Regions from separate parts of the Homo sapiens genome. Here regions 2 and 3 are each linked to region 1. Evidence: chromatin contacts called from ENCODE Hi-C data. All regions are on one chromosome and are shown on one strand. The core of a region is the stretch at or near the end of the contact, and the rest is flanking DNA. Distances in the headings are between cores, read along the strand shown.

The links. Hi-C counts contacts between places; a loop is a spot of excess contacts on that map. Pooled maps may share reads with other maps.
Region 2: a map with no recorded cell type shows a loop between it and region 1 (4-fold over the local background). The contact joins two enhancer-like sites. A Hi-C loop is called at or near these places in 2 of 37 single-sample maps with no recorded cell type and 2 of 50 pooled maps.
Region 3: a loop to region 1 is called in a pooled map, with 4 times the contacts of the local background. The contact joins the promoter of SLC15A4 here to the enhancer-like site in region 1. A Hi-C loop is called at or near these places in 2 of 37 single-sample maps with no recorded cell type and 2 of 50 pooled maps.

The regions. Positions count from the first base shown.
Region 1 is chr12:127,039,768-127,044,738 of GRCh38, forward strand. All of the region lies in intron 1 of LINC02405 (long intergenic non-protein coding RNA 2405), which reads right to left. Among named protein-coding and RNA genes, the nearest start is that of LINC02405, 18 kb to the right of the region's middle. RefSeq lists an enhancer at 2,271-2,400 and a silencer at 2,384-2,584. Within about 2 kb of position 2,449, at least 2 of the 41 ENCODE cell types and tissues checked have a DNase peak (open chromatin) inside an H3K27ac peak, as active enhancers do.
Region 2 is chr12:125,141,634-125,146,604 of GRCh38, forward strand. It overlaps AACS (acetoacetyl-CoA synthetase), which reads left to right. Exons shown (of 18, transcript NM_023928.5): 18 at 459-1,683. The coding sequence ends at 596. Among named protein-coding and RNA genes, the nearest start is that of TMEM132B, 42 kb to the right of the region's middle. RefSeq lists an enhancer at 1,474-2,048. Within about 2 kb of position 2,003, at least 3 of the 41 ENCODE cell types and tissues checked have a DNase peak (open chromatin) inside an H3K27ac peak, as active enhancers do.
Region 3 is chr12:128,821,537-128,826,507 of GRCh38, forward strand. It overlaps SLC15A4 (solute carrier family 15 member 4), which reads right to left and starts at 2,422. Exons shown (of 8, transcript NM_145648.4): 1 at 1,862-2,422. The coding sequence starts at 2,407. LOC124903083 (a long non-coding RNA gene) reads left to right here and starts at 2,408. Exons shown (of 2, transcript XR_007063602.1): 1 at 2,408-4,354. RefSeq lists enhancers at 433-552, 613-692, 2,173-2,332.

The DNA of each region.
Region 1 (4,971 bases), core at 1,199-3,698:
CAAAACAATGTATGTTTTGGTAGTTTAAATAAATGTACAGTTTAAATAAATGTACAGAATGTACAGGTTAAATAACAAATGGAAATCCCCTTTCTGTATCATATCTGCCTAACTGTCCTGAATCTCAACCTTGCAGATACTAAAAAGGTTAATGGTTTTAAATATATTTCCCCATTACATTTCTTGGAATTTACACACACACAGAGTGTGACAGAGAGAGAGCGAGAGCAGGAGTGAGTGAGTGAGAGAGAGAGAGAAAGAGACGAAGATTTCGATAATGTTAGTGTGATAAAAAGCTATGGCCATATGTTCAGAAAGACATTAATTTTATAAGGGTGTGTGTGTGTGTGTGTGTGTATCTAAGTATTTGTCTATGTTGTGTGGAAAAAGTACAGAAATGAAGAAGTGGGCAATTCTTGAAGGATGATGTTGGGCGAGTAAATTAAGATACACAATGGGGAAGTGATATGGTTTGGCTGTGTCCCCACCCAAATCTCATCTTGAATTGTTGCTCCCATAATTCCCACGTGTTGTGGGAGAGACCTGGTGGGAGATAATTGAATCATGGGGGCGGTTTCCCCTACCCCGTTCTTGTGTTAGTGAATAAGTCTCACAAGAGCTGATGGGTTTACAAGGGGTTTCCCCTTTCCTTTGGTTCTCTTTTTCTCTTGCCTGCCACTATGTAAGGTGTGCCTTTCGCCTTCCACCGTGATTGTGAGGTCTCCCCAGCCATGTGGAACTGTGAGTCCACTAAACCTCTTTCCTTTTATAAATTACCAAGTTTCAGGTACGTCTTTATCAGCAGCATGAAAACAGACTAATACAGGGAGAGAATAGAGCTCCCCATCTTCTGAGATAAGACCTTGCTGTCAGTATGGCCTTGGGGCTATATGCTGCAATCATCCCTATACACAGCTTAAGATAGACAATACTCTCACTCCTTCTAATGCTGGCTTACCAATTTTGAGTCAAAAAATTACAAAACACCTAGTTCTGTGTGATGGGCTGCCTAAATTTCATGAGTAAGTTTTCCTTTCTATTTGTTGGAAATAAAGCACAAAAGTCCATTTTATATTTAAACATTATTTTGAATTCAAATTTCAAGGCATTTTGAGATCTGTTGCATCATCAGTGATTCTCAAAGTATTTCTAGAAAATCTAGTGCTCCTAGATGCTAGTGGAGGAAAGGCATCTCTGGTTAAGTTTATTGTGGGTTATGTGGCATATATTGATCTTGAGAGGTAGCAATGCACGCTGAAGGCCCTTAGAAGCTTTGGAATAAAAAACATGACTGATAATATTTTTAATGCTATTTTTCAACGTGTTTGTTCAGAAAAATCGTATCTACCCACCTATCTATTAATATCTATCTACTTATATGTTTATACCCTTATTCTCACTAAACCTCCATTTCTTCTACGTGAAATGGGTACAATGCCACAGGATCACTGTGACAGCCTCGTGCGTTCATGACCGCACGGTGCTCTGGATCATATCTGGCATAAAATAAGCACTCGGCAAATGTGAGTGACTGTATCAGGCAGTTCCCACATTGCTGTAAAGAAATACCTGAAACTTGGTAATTTATAAAGAAAAGAGGGGCCACGCACGGTGGCTCACGCCTGTCATCCCAACACTTTGGGAGGCCAAGGTGGGCGGATCACTTGAGGTCAGGAGTTCGAAGCTAGCCTGGCCAACATGGTGAAAACCCATCTCTACTAAAAATACAAAAATTAGGTGGGTGTGGTGGCACATGCCTGTAATCCCAGCTACTCGAGAGGCTGAGGCGGGAGAATCGCTTGAATCTGGGAGGTGGAGGTTGCAGTGAGCCAAGATTGTACCACTGCACTCCAGCCTGAGTGCTTCTTTTTAAGACTTATTCTCAAAAAAAAAAAAAGAGGTTTAATTGGCTCCTGTTTCCACGGGCCCTACAGGAAGTGTACTAGCTTCTGCTTCTGGGTTCTGGGGAAGCCTCAAGAAGCTTCCAATCATGGTGGAAGGTGAAGGGGAAGCAGGCACATCTTACATGGCCGGGGCAGGAGGAAGAGAGAAAGTGGGGAGGTGCCACACAATTTTAAACAACCAGATACTGTGAGAACTCTATCATTATACAGTACCAAGGTAGATGGTGCTAAACCATTCATAAGAACTCTGCCCCCATGATCCATTCACCTCCCACCAGGCCCCACCTCAACACTGGGGATGACAATTCAACATGAGATTTTCTGGGGACACAGATCCAAACCATATCAGCAATTAAGCAGACACAAGGTGGATTTTAAGACATGCTTCAACATGTACTCTAGTCTAATGTATGCCAGCGTCAATGATAATCCGGCTGAAGTGCCCAACTGAGGCTACCCTTTAAACTAAAAATAATCAGTTACTATTTTATAAGACTGACTCAGATTGAGAAGTCTCAAATAGTAACTGAGAATCCTGTATGTTTCGCAACCTCCTTCACATTTGTTTCACCTACAGTAAATTCCAGCTGCTCACACAAAAAGAGGAAGTGTGCAGATGGGTGTATTTATATATGTGTGTGATTGTGTATTTTATATGTTGAGCTGAAACTCAGGGAAATTGGGCTGTTTCCTTTTCTTGTTTCTATTTATTTTCTTAGTTATTAGGTTGAGACCTGTCAATATCATTCACTTGACACTTCCATGCAGCATGGACCACAACACACTCTTCTCACTCTGGCTCACACATGCAGCCCTTTCTACATATCAGGCTATGAGCTTCCAACTTTCTGAATAACAAGATATCTATTTCCTTGCAGTTTCACACTCTGTTCACACTTGATTTCCCTGTTTATTTGCTTAGTCAACCCTACTCTCTTCCAACACCCCTACCACACTCTTTCCTTATGCTACTAGATCTTTAATTGGCCACAGTGATCATGCTCGTTTATTAATTTTAAAAATATTTATTGACTGTCTGCTCTGACCTGGCCTGTGCTGGGTGATGTAGCCCCTAACGGGCAAACATTCCAATCTGTTATATTTGCTTCTCCCCGTCTCTCTCCAGCACTCACAACACAGGCTGAATATTGTAGCAGTATGTGTGAGACGTGCACAAGGATGAATGGAAGATGGATAATATTGTATAAACGGAGGGTTGAAAGCAAGTGCTCCACCTGAAAGACAGTTATAGTTACAGAAATGAAAACTGATACTTTTTTTGAGATACTTCATAATTTCAAGATGCAATTATATCTCCATAGGGCAATAGGATCCCATAATTACAACCACAATCCTTCGGGCCCTGCATTTTAGACTCTATAGCCCCCAGAGCTCTTGAGCCCTCTAACACACTGCCATCCTGGGAAAACACTCTGGGGACCCCCTCTAACAGGCCTGATGCACCTGGTGAAGCTTCTGCTTAGAGAGGGGTCACAACTCAGCCTGGATCTTCAGGTAAAAGGTTGGAACATCAGGTATTCCAGGTTCACAACATGACTCATTCTAGGAGACTCCAGCTAGGCTCTGTTGTTTGACAGAGGATGGCCAAGTTGGTCTTAAATGAAGGCCTAGGTTGGGGCACGTGCAGATCCAGGCGGAAAAGTCAACCCATGGGATGCACCTGGGACATGCCAGGTGTGGACCCTTGAGGACCTCATGACTGCATTCTGCAGGGAAAAAGACAAGAAACCAATCAGACATGTTCACTGCGGGGCTTAGCCTTGCTGAAGAAAAACAAGAAAATGCCTCAGTTGGAGAAAGATCCTATGAAGGCCATCCTGAGAGGTAGGGAGAGGAGAGTATTGTGAAATGAAGTCATCCAAAAAGGGGATTTGGAGCCACGGTATTAGTGAGATCATACCAGACATGAGAATGACTCTAGGCTGAGCCACAGTGAAGGAACTCCAGCAGGTGAGCATTGGGAAAAGAGGCAGAAAGAGCCTATCTGGGGTCAGCTCTGGGATTGGGTTCTTAGCGGAGTTGGGCTTGTCACCCTCGGCGGCTAGGAACCCATCACCTATATGATCATGCTCCACAGGAGATCCATGCTTCTTGGTGTGGTTCCATTGATACCTGTAATCATCATACCTCAAGCTCAAGCCTGGCTGTATCACCAGGGGCAGCCAGATAGTAGCTTTGCAGACCATGTGGTCTCTGTCACGAGCAGCAGCCACAGGCCGTATGTGTCAAGTGTAGCATAAACATGTATAAACAATCAGATGTAGCTTTAAATTCTTTCTTACAAAACATGCATTGGACTGAATTGGTCCTGAAGGTCATTAGTTTGCTATCCCCTGAAGGAGTCTGTAGCTTGTCTGAATATGAAAATAATTACACCAAATGCTTGGTTAAAACAAAACAACACAGTAACAACACTTTAGTTTCTGCCAGTAAAAGTAGGAGAGTCAATAATACACAATGGCTAAGAACTCAGTCTCTAACATTAAACTTACTTGAATCTAGTCTATAACCAATTCTTAATGGTATAACCCTGGGAGAGTTTCTTGGCTTTACTAAGCCTCGACTTCTTTGTCTGTAAAATGAGAATAATAGATGAATTTACCTTTTGGAGTGTTCTAGTGATGCAGCGATAATGTATTTAAAATGCAATGATTAGAACCTGATATGTGTATGGGTCAATTTATATGAACTATTGTTATTAGCAATATGTTCTCCTATCATGAACCTAGTTGGAAAGACATAACCTCAGGTGAGACAAACCTTTGGTACAACAAAGCCTGCTTGATAATCTCATTACCAATAGTACATTTCTAACTTCTTGCCACTCTCTCATGGTTCATGTTTTTGAGGATCACCTTTCTTCAGCTGGTCAGGAGCTTTGAAGTTCCAAACTAATAGGACAATATTAGCAAATAAGTAACGTATAGATTGTTGTCACAGTAATTTAAGAATGTTTAGCCAAGGAAACATCTGGAATGATATCAGATACGTTCTAAAATATATAATCTGACAGATTAACTTCATGGAGTTAAAATTGTCCTATGAT
Region 2 (4,971 bases), core at 753-3,252, 1.9 Mb before region 1:
TTGCAGTAAGCGGAGATTGCACCACTGCACTCCAGCCTGGGTGACAGAGTGCGACTCTGTCTCAAAAAAAAAAAAAAGAAAAAAAAAGAAAAAAAGAAAAATGAACATGCTCATGGTGACCTCTGGGCAACTTTGAAATAGCCTCAGTTTCTCAACAGCCGTGCCAGGGGGCGGGGGTGGGGTGTGGAGAGTGTTAGAGTTGAGTTTCAGCACCAGTCCTTGAAAGTGCCTTTCAGAAGAACAGGTTTTATCCCCCAAACAGAGAGACAGTGGTCAGTTCACCGTACTTCGGTGCACGTTTGCAGACCTGGTGGGAAGAGGGGCATCTTAGAGCCGAGACCCATTCACTCTTGGCACTCCAGGTGGAGCTGGGCCTTTGGGGCCTGGATATATCCAGGGCTGCGGATTTTCCCCCCTTCAGGTTTAAATGTTCCTGTTTTTCTACCTTTCCCTCGCAGTATACGCTCAACGGCAAGAAAGTGGAAGTTGCCGTCAAACAGATCATCGCTGGAAAAGCCGTGGAGCAAGGAGGTGCTTTCTCGAACCCCGAGACCCTGGATCTGTACCGGGACATCCCTGAGCTGCAGGGCTTCTGAGTCAGACTGGCTGGCGTGTCACTCAGCCGCACCCGTGTGCACTGTAACTTTTGTGTGCTCAAGAAATTATACAGAAACCTACAGCTGTTGTAAAAGGATGCTCGCACCAAGTGTTCTGTAGGCTTGGGGAGGGATCGTTTCTCTGTTTTGTTAAATCTGGTGGGTACCTGGATCTTCCACACGAGTGGGATTCTGGCCTTCAGAGACCAGGAGGGAGTGTCTGGGCCGCAGGTGTGGCACTGTGGTGAGAGTGTGTGTCTTTGCACACACAGTGCAGCGGGAACGGTGGGGCTGGCTGGTGCTGAAGACAGACACACTCCTGAGCCAAGGTCTTGTCTTCAACCTCCCCGTCCCGTTGTCCCATTTTGCTCTGTGAAGGTGCAAATCCCTTTCTTCCCTTCCCATCTCAGGCTCTCCTGTTTTCCCTCAGGGTCCAGTATGCCTTTGAGCTTTAGCTGTTAGAAAGGAACCCCCGTGACTTGACACAGCTTTCACAGCTGGCTGCTAGGACCGGCGGGCTGGGTGTTCACGTGTGTCTGTGTCATGGATGCAATGCAGGCCCTGGAGGACTGTGCGTCACCCGTCAACCAGAGCGTGCCTCCGGGCCAGCTTCCCTCCAAGGAATGAGTGGATTTCATACAGGATCTCTTTATTGCACAGACTGAATGGCTTTACATGTTTCTAATGTGAATTAGGCATGTGAAGCAGTGGGTGTCCACCCGTGTCCCTCATGGGTGAGCCCTCCAGCTGTGAGCCCAGGCAGTGTGGTCACCGAGTGAGGACCCTCCTCACCAGGAACCGCATCCCTGTGCTGCCTCCACCTGAGAGTTGCTAGGGGGTTCTTGTCGAGATCATGTCATCAGCACCCCTAAGTCAAGTCACGGGTTTCCATAGCCAGGCAGTTGGTATGTACAATTCAGTTCAGCGTATGAACTTGTATCTCTAATCTGATGTCCATTTTTATATTTTTTGAAACTGAGCACAATGAAATCCTTTCTTGAATCATTTTCCTTTTGGATTATAAAAATATGGGGGAAAGTGCTATGATGAATTTTATGCAATAAATGTATACATGTGTGCACATGCACCCATGCTGTGTGTGCAGTGTGCTGGTGTGTTTTCTCTGGAGGGGGGACCGCATCTGCGTGTGTGAGGCTGGTGGTGCTTGTGCGCCCGCCAACAGCTGTGCCCTGGAGTTGTGTGGTTCGAATTGTTGGGGGCACTTCCCAGGGCCCTGGTACTTACCCACATTCCCTTGTGACCAACGAGGAGTGCTGCTCAGTGTGAAGCCAGCACCCTGGGCCCCCTCCACCCTGAGATCCCCCAACACCCAGCGCCAGCCAGGTTTCTGGCTCCTTTCTTGTCATCGCAAGAGCTGCATGTCACTTGGGTTGTGTGTGGCTACATGCCACGGGATCCAGGCTTGGCCCAGCAGCGTTTATGGCTCTCACGTCACAGGAAGTTGGAGGCAGTCCATTCTCCCGGGGCCGGGCAGCAACTCCACAGTGCAGCAGTCCTGGCTCCTGTCTGCTGCACTCTGCTGTCCTCAGGATGTGGCAGTCATCATCTTGGCCCTGCCTGGCTGCCCCACCTCTAGTCTTTCATCCGTGCTGTAGGCAGGAAGAAGGTGGGAGTGAGAAGGGGGCTGGGTAAAGGCAAAAAGCTGCATCTCTGGAGTGTGTCCCTTTTTATCTGCAAAATGATGGCTTTTCTGGAAAGCCGGCAGCATCTGCTGGGCCTCACCAGCCAGCCTGGGGACACGCAGCCGCCTTCGCTGCAAGGGCATCCGGGGGTCTGAGTATTTCAAAGAGGACCTGTTCCCCTTTTTTGTGAGTTTCCAACAGCTGCTGTAACATTTCCACAAAGGCAGTGGCTTAACACAGCCCCAGTTTATTACAGTCCTGGAGGTCAGAAGTCTGCTGTGGGTCTCACTGGGCTGAAATCAGGGTGACAGCAGGGCTGTGTTCCTTCAGGAATCTGCAGGGGAGAATCCATTTCCTTGCCTTCTCCCGCTTCTAGAGGCCACTGTGTTTCTTGTCTGGTGCCCTGTTGTCTTCAGCAATGGCCGGTCACACCTTCCTTCCACTGTAGCTCTCTGACGCTGACACTCCCACCCACCGTGTCCACATGTAAGAACCCCCTGTGATTGCAGCAGGCCCACTTGAATAAGGATAATCTCCCTATTTTGATGTGTGCTGATTAACAACCTTAATTCCATCTGCAGCCCTCACTCCTCCTCACGACGTCGTAGTCCATTTTGTTTTGCTGTAACAGAATACCTGAAGCTGGGTGATTTATAAGTTAATAATTTATTAAGGGGTTCATTTGGTTCATGATTCTGGTGGCTGAAAAGTCCAAGACTGGGCAGCTGCATCTGGTGAGGGCCTCATGCTGCTTCCACTCAGGGCAGAACATGGAGGGGGAGCAGGTGCATGCAGAGATCACGCAGTGAGAGAGGAAACCAGACCATTCAACAACCACGCCCTTGGGAACTAATCTGTTCTCACGAGGCACAAGTGACGGTGAGAACTCACCCCCTACAGAGGGGATTAATGTATTCAGGAGGGATCTGACCCCTCCCAACACTGCTACATTGGGTGTCAATGTCAACATGAGTTTTGGCATATAGACAAGCCACATCCAACCCACAGCACCATGTAACCTAACGCATTCACAGGTTCCAAGGATTAGGATGTGGATATCTTTGGGGGGCTGCTACTCTGCTGACCTCACTTTGCAAACACAGTCTGGGTCCTGCTGGCCGAGGGAGAAGTGGATGGTGGTTGTTGGGAGCAGCAGGGAGCCCTGGTTGATGACACTTGGGCTGGGATTGTCCTCCCCTGTGAGTGGCCCGTGGGCCTTAGGGTTCAGGTCGGGCCTGGGGCCTGCAAGGTCCTCTCCTCTCACTGGGTGCCTGGAGATTCCCTTCATGTTGACAGTGCCTGAGGAGTCATTACAGCTTAATCAGCGTGCCCTTTAGTTCCAGCAAGACGGCCCAGGCTGAATAAGCCCACGCATCCTTATTAATAAGCCCTGCCGGACAACTTCATTAATGAGGGACAGATGGTCTGGAACAACAGCCAGTTGAGTGCACGTGGTGCTGAGCCTGCTTTTGACGTTCCTTGGCCCGAGCATCACTCTAAAGAACCCACCACCTGCCGGCCAGCTGCCTTTTCATCTCTGAGATGGCCGTGGGCTGCACCGTGCCTTCTCGTCTTCTTCCAGCTCCCCACCAGGCCTGGCCCATCAGGAGCTTCTGAAGGCATCAGGATCTGCCACACAGCCTGGCTAGGGCTGCCAGGATTCTGCTATCTCCCACGGCCAGCAGGCCTCTGAGCAGCTGGTCCTCCTCCAGGCCCTTCCTGCCCACCTCCAGGAACCTTCTCCAGGCTGGAGGCCTCCTTCTCATGCTTGGGCTGCCCAGCCCCACCTTCTCGCCCGGGAGGATTCTCCTCAACTGGAGCTGAACGATCAACTCCAGCTGCAGTCAGCCACTGACCTGTCCCCACAGGGGCATCTGAGCCCTCTAGGATAGGGCCCAGGTTGGCTCACTCATCTGTTTCCCAAACAGAAGGCCTGAAACCCACACGCCTTAGAAAAGGCATCCTCCTGATGTCGTACCACCCCTGTCACCATGGCTGTAGGTGAACAGAAGAGCCCCTTCCCTCGAGTCTGCAAATGCCCAGGAGAAGGGCTCATGGGGAACAACACTCCCTTTGAGGACCCAGCCACAACCTATCCTGTGATGGGCTCAAGCCTTCAGAGGGAATGTCACATGCAGCTTTATGGGGGATAATCTGTCACTGGGTTCAAGCTGGGCTGCTCTAACAGGTGCCCCCAAATCTGGCTCAATCCGGAATGTGTCTTCTCTCCTGTCACCGCTCTGAGGTGAATGGGTAGGCCAGGGCGGGTAGGTAGCTTTGTTTTGCAAGGTCACCCAAGGACCTGGGCTTCCAAATGGTTGCTGCCTCCCCTGGTGTGCAGGTCTTGTCCACTTGGAAGATGTTGGCTCACCACAGTCATGGAGGAGGTGACCTAACATTCACCCTCACCCCCTTGGCCACAACCTTGTCACCTGACTGCACTCAGCTGTGTAGGAGGCGGGGAGATGTGCTGCCCAGCAGGGTGACAGGTGCCCTCCCAGAACTCTAGTGGTGGGTGCAGATGGCTCTGTGACAAGGAAGGGTGGGGAATGGTGATGGGGGACAGTCGCAGCCCCTCCCACAGGAATGAAGGAATCTGGCTGCTTCTGTGCCCGACTCCATCTCTCCTGGACGGCTGCTGCTTTGCTTGAGCTGGGATGGGGGTTACCCCGCTGGGTCCTGCCGCCCAGGAGAGATGAAGAATCGGCTGGGGTGGGGCGTGGGTGTGCACG
Region 3 (4,971 bases), core at 1,172-3,671, 1.8 Mb after region 1:
TTTGATTTTCATAAAATTTTCACTGGTCACAAATGATCCCGTTTCCGACCACTTAAAAATGTAAGAACTAGCTGGGCGCCGTGGCTCATGCCTGTAACCCCAGCACTTTGGGAGGCCGAGGCAGGCAGATCACAAGGTCAAGAGATCAAGACCATCCTGGCCAACACGGTGAAACCCCGTCTCTACTAGAAATACAAAAGTTAGCTGGGCACAGTGGCGTGCACGTGTAGTCTCAACTACTCAGGAGGCCGAGGCAGGAGAATCGCTTGAACTCAGGAGGTGAAGGTTGCAGTGAGCTGAGATCGCGCCACTGCACTCCAACCTGGCAACAGAGCGAGACTCCGCCTCAAAAAAAAAAAAAAAAAAGAAAGAAAGAAAATATTAAGAACCATTCTTAGCTTGTGAATCCTCAGAAAATAAGAAGCAGACCTGACCTGCTACCCCAGCTGTAGTGCCTGCTCTGCACAAATCACTCCCTGCTGGAACCCAGTAAAGCTCTCGACTGTATCCCCAACGCTTTAACACTCCTCACATGATCCGGCCCCAGCCTTCCACCTCACTTCCCACTTTTTTTTATATTTTCTGAAACGATCTGACTTTGCTATTGCTCTTAAAGGCGGCCTATTCTGCATATAATACTTGGTGGCCACGTCCTTGCCCCTCCTGAAGAGCTGCAGTGGTTCCTCCCTCACTTCTTGGCAGTTACAGTTGCAGGGGAGCAGCTTGATGCTAACTTGATTCAAACTCATTTTCATCTGAGCTTTCCGACCCAACCTAGCCCGTAACTCCTTTAAAGCCACGAAGACGCAATATGAGTGTTTTCCCACTTCTTTGTAAAGGAAGCTAAGGCAACAACGGGGGCTTCCCCTTCCCTCAGCTTCCTGGCCCAGGGCCCTGCACCTGCGAATCCCCATGTCTGGAAAGCTCCTCAAACAACTGCTCTTTCCTAGCCTTCTGGTCTGAACTTACAGGGCCTGAACATAGAAGGGTCCCGTTCATTTATTTTTTATTTATTTATTTATTTTTATTTGGAGACAGAGTCTCGCTCTGTCGCTCAGGCTGGAGGAGTGGAGTGGCGCGATCTCGGCTCATCGCACCTCTGCCTCCCGGGTGCAAGCGATTCTCCTGCCTCAGCCTCCCGACTAGCTGAGAGAACAGGTGCCCGCCACCACGCTCGGCTAATTTTTGTATTTTTAGCCAGGCTGGTCAGGCTGGTCTCGAACTCCTGACCTTAGGTGATCCACCCACCTCGGCCTCCCAAAGTGTTGGGATTACAGGCGTGAGCCACTGCGCTCAGCGTATTTTTTAAATTTTATTTATTTATTTTTTTGAGGTGGGGTCTCACTCTGTTACCCAAGCTAGAGTGCACTGGTGTGACCCTAGCTCACTGCAGCCTCCGAAACTCGTAGGCTCAAGGAATCCTCCTTTCTCTGCTAGGACTACAGGTGTGCGCCTCCACGGAGGGCAAATTTTTAAATTTTGGTAGAGATGAGGTCTCACTGTGTTGCCCAACCTGGTCTCAAAGTCCTGGGCTCAAGAGATCCTCCCGCCTCGGCCTCCCAAAGTGCTGGAATTACAGGCGTGAGCCACCGCGCCCGGCCTCTCTTTTCTTTAAAGCCACTGTGGCCATCACTGTGTGTGTAGACCTCACCCCGCCCCAGGCAAACCCCTTCCAGCACCCATCACACCGGTACCTCCAGTCTTGGCCCACCTGCTGGCGGGATTCCTCGGCACTAGACAGAAGCCCCCCGGGGCAAGGGGCTCCCTCCGCGGTCAGAGGCAGGGACTGGGGCAGGGGAAGAGGCTGGGGCTGGGCAGGGGCTGGACAGGGACAGGGACAGCGCGCGGGGGCGCGGCTCACCTGGTCGGCGCCGAAGGGCGTGATGTTGGCCTTGACGGTGGCCACGCCCAGGCCCACCAGCACCAGCCCCGCGAAGGTGGCCGGTGAGCAGCAGCGGGCGGCGGCGTCGGGACCAGGCGCCGTGCAGTTGAGCAGGCGCGCGGAACCGCAGAGCGCGGCTCGCGTGGCGGGCGCGGCCAGCAGCGGGAAGGCCAGCATGCCCAGCAGGTAGAGCGCCAGGCTCAGCAGGATGGCGCGCGCCCGGCCCAGCCGCGCGTCGGCCAGCCAGCCTCCGAACGGCGAGCCCAGGTAGGTGAGGCCCATGAAGAGCAGCAGCGCCTCGCTGGCCTGCGCGCCCTCCCAGCAGAACGGCGCCCCGTTCAGGAATAGCACCAGGTTGGACGTGATGCCGTAGAAAGCGGCGCGCTCCAGCAGCTCCGTCAGCAGCACGGCCCCGCACGCCGCGCGCCGGCCCGCGAACGCCCCAGCCGCCGCCGCGGCCGCCGCCGCCCGCCGCGCGCCCAGCAGCGGCGCCCGCTCGCCCGCACCGCCCCCAGAGCCCTCCATGCGACGCCGCCAGCTGCCTCGCCCCGCCGCCGGGTCACCTGTCCCAGAACCCAGGGCCGCCGCCCTTCTCGCGAGACTGCCGGGCCTGAGATGTCCCTATTGGGCGGGCTCGCCGCTGCTCAACGCCCCACTCGCCGGAACTTCCGGCCCCGCCCCGGGCACTAGGCGAGGAGGTGGCCGGTATTCTGGATCACTGCGTGTCTTGGGGAGCTTGGGATTCCGCAGCTTGGCGGCCGAGAGCCTTTGTTTGCCTTTTTGAGACAGGGTTTCCCTCTCTCGCCCAGGCTGGAGCGCAGTCATGCGGTTACGCCTCACTGCAGCCTCAGCTTCCCAGGATCAAGCGGCCCTCCCACCTCAGCCTCCCGGGTAGCTGGGACCGCAGGCGCTCGCCGCTGCCTGTGGCTAATTTTTAAACAGTTTTTTGAAATGGGGTCTCGCTTTGTTGCTCAGGTTGGTCTCGAACTCCTGGCATCAAGCGTTCCTCACGTCTCAGCCTCCCATAGTGTTGGAATTACGTGCATGAGCCACTGCAGGCAGTCGGACTAAGGGAGTTTAAACAAAGAAGCCGGAGCCTGGCCCTCTTCGGGCTTCGGTGGGGCCCAGTAGGCAGCCAAAACTCACACTGAGACGGCGGCTGCTCTCCAGGCGGGTTTGCTCAGGCTGCCCCCGTGCTCCCTGCCCTGGGCTTCAGTCCTGGAGAGGACCCGGTTTCTCAACCCGTGCATCGTTGGCACTTTGAGCGACGGGACTGTCCTGTGCGTTGCACGATGTTCAGCAGCAGCTTTGGCCTCTGCTATCCACTAGGGGCCAGTTCCACCCCCTAGCACCTCAGGTTAACAACCGAAAATGTCTTCTAGACTTTGCCGAAGGACTCCTGGGGGCAAATACGCCCCCATTGAGACTCACTGGCTTAGAACAAGGCAAGCTCCAGCCTGTTTCAGGCTTTCCCAGAGACTGCCCCTACACCATCTATGGTTGCATGGCTGGCTTCTCATCCTTCAACCTTCCACCGAAGTGTTGACTTCAGAGAAACATTTTTTTCACTAGCCTGTCCAAGGCCCGAGTATCCCATTCCATCATGTTACTCTTTTCTCCTTATTACCTGTTACATTTTTTAATTTATTCGTTTATCTCCCCAACCTGCATGTGTTAACAGGTGTAAGCTTCCTGATGGCAGGATTCTCTTGTGTTTTGTTCCTCACTGTGCCCCCTGCCTCTGGGACAGCGCCTGGCACATAGTGGAGTGAAAGAGTGCCGCCCAAAAATGGCCCTCAGCATGGCTTCAGAAATTGAGACCCCGGCCTGGGATGGTGGCTCACGTCTACAATCCCAGCACTTTGGGAGGCCGAGGCGGACGGATCACGAGGTCAAGAGATCGATACCATCCTGGCCAACATGGTGAAACCCCGTCTCTACTAAAAATACAAAAATTAGCTGGGCGTGGTGGCAGGCGCCTGTAGTCCCAGCTACTCAGGAGGCTGAGGCAGGAGAATCGCTTGAACCAGGGAGGCAGAGGTTGCAGTGAGCCGAGATTGTGCCACTGCATTCCGGCCTGGTGACAGAGTGAGACTTCGTCTCAAAAAAAAAAAAAAAGACAAAAAAAAAAGAAATTGAGACCCCGGCCTGGGATGATGGCTCACGCCTATAATCTCAGCACTTTGGGAGGCTGAGGCAAGAGGATTGCTTGAGCCCGGGAGGTAGAGGCTGCATTCAGCAGTGAGGGCATCACTGCACTCCAGCCTGGGTGACATAGTGAGACCCTGTCTCAAAAAAAAAAAAAAAAAAAGGCAAGAAAGAAAGGAATCGTGATCCACAGCTGCTGCAATGATTCAATTAGTGTAAGACCACCTCCTCTTCCTTCATCATTCCCTCCAGCTAAGATGAGGGTGGAGCCAGTAGCTGGGAAGTTGGCTTGCCAGTAGGTCATCTGGAGAAGTAATCCTGCCAGTAAGTCTTGAAGTTGCATGCATTCTCTTTTTAAAAAACTTTTTTAAATGTCCGACAGATAGACTGATGGTCAGCACAGTGCTGCCACACAGCAGGCAATATATATTTAATCAATGTCTAAGGAGAGAATAATTGAATGCCCGAATTGGACCTTTGCCACCTGTCTGTTGATGCTTGTCATTTCCAGCTGTCAGCTCAAATATCACTTTCCTAACCCTGCCACACTAGGTTAGCTCCCCGTTTTTATGGCCTTGGAACTCCCTATACTTTTTTCCCACAGCACCGGTTATAATTTATACTTATTTTGTGCAACTATTGAATGCCTGTCTTCAAAGCTGGGATGGCCGGGATCTTTGTTTTAACCACGATTGTAGTTCTAGAGGCTGGCACAGCACTTGCCAATGATAAATAGGTATTAGATTGAACTGGATGAGTGAATGACTGACCATTTGTTGAATGTAAATGATGCAAGTCACCTTATGTTCTCATATATGTGTGTGTATACACATATGTATATCTGTGTGTATATATGTATATATGTGTGTATATAAGTGTGTGTATATGTGTGCATGTATACATGTGTATATATATGTGTCTATACATGTTCAAGGGCATAT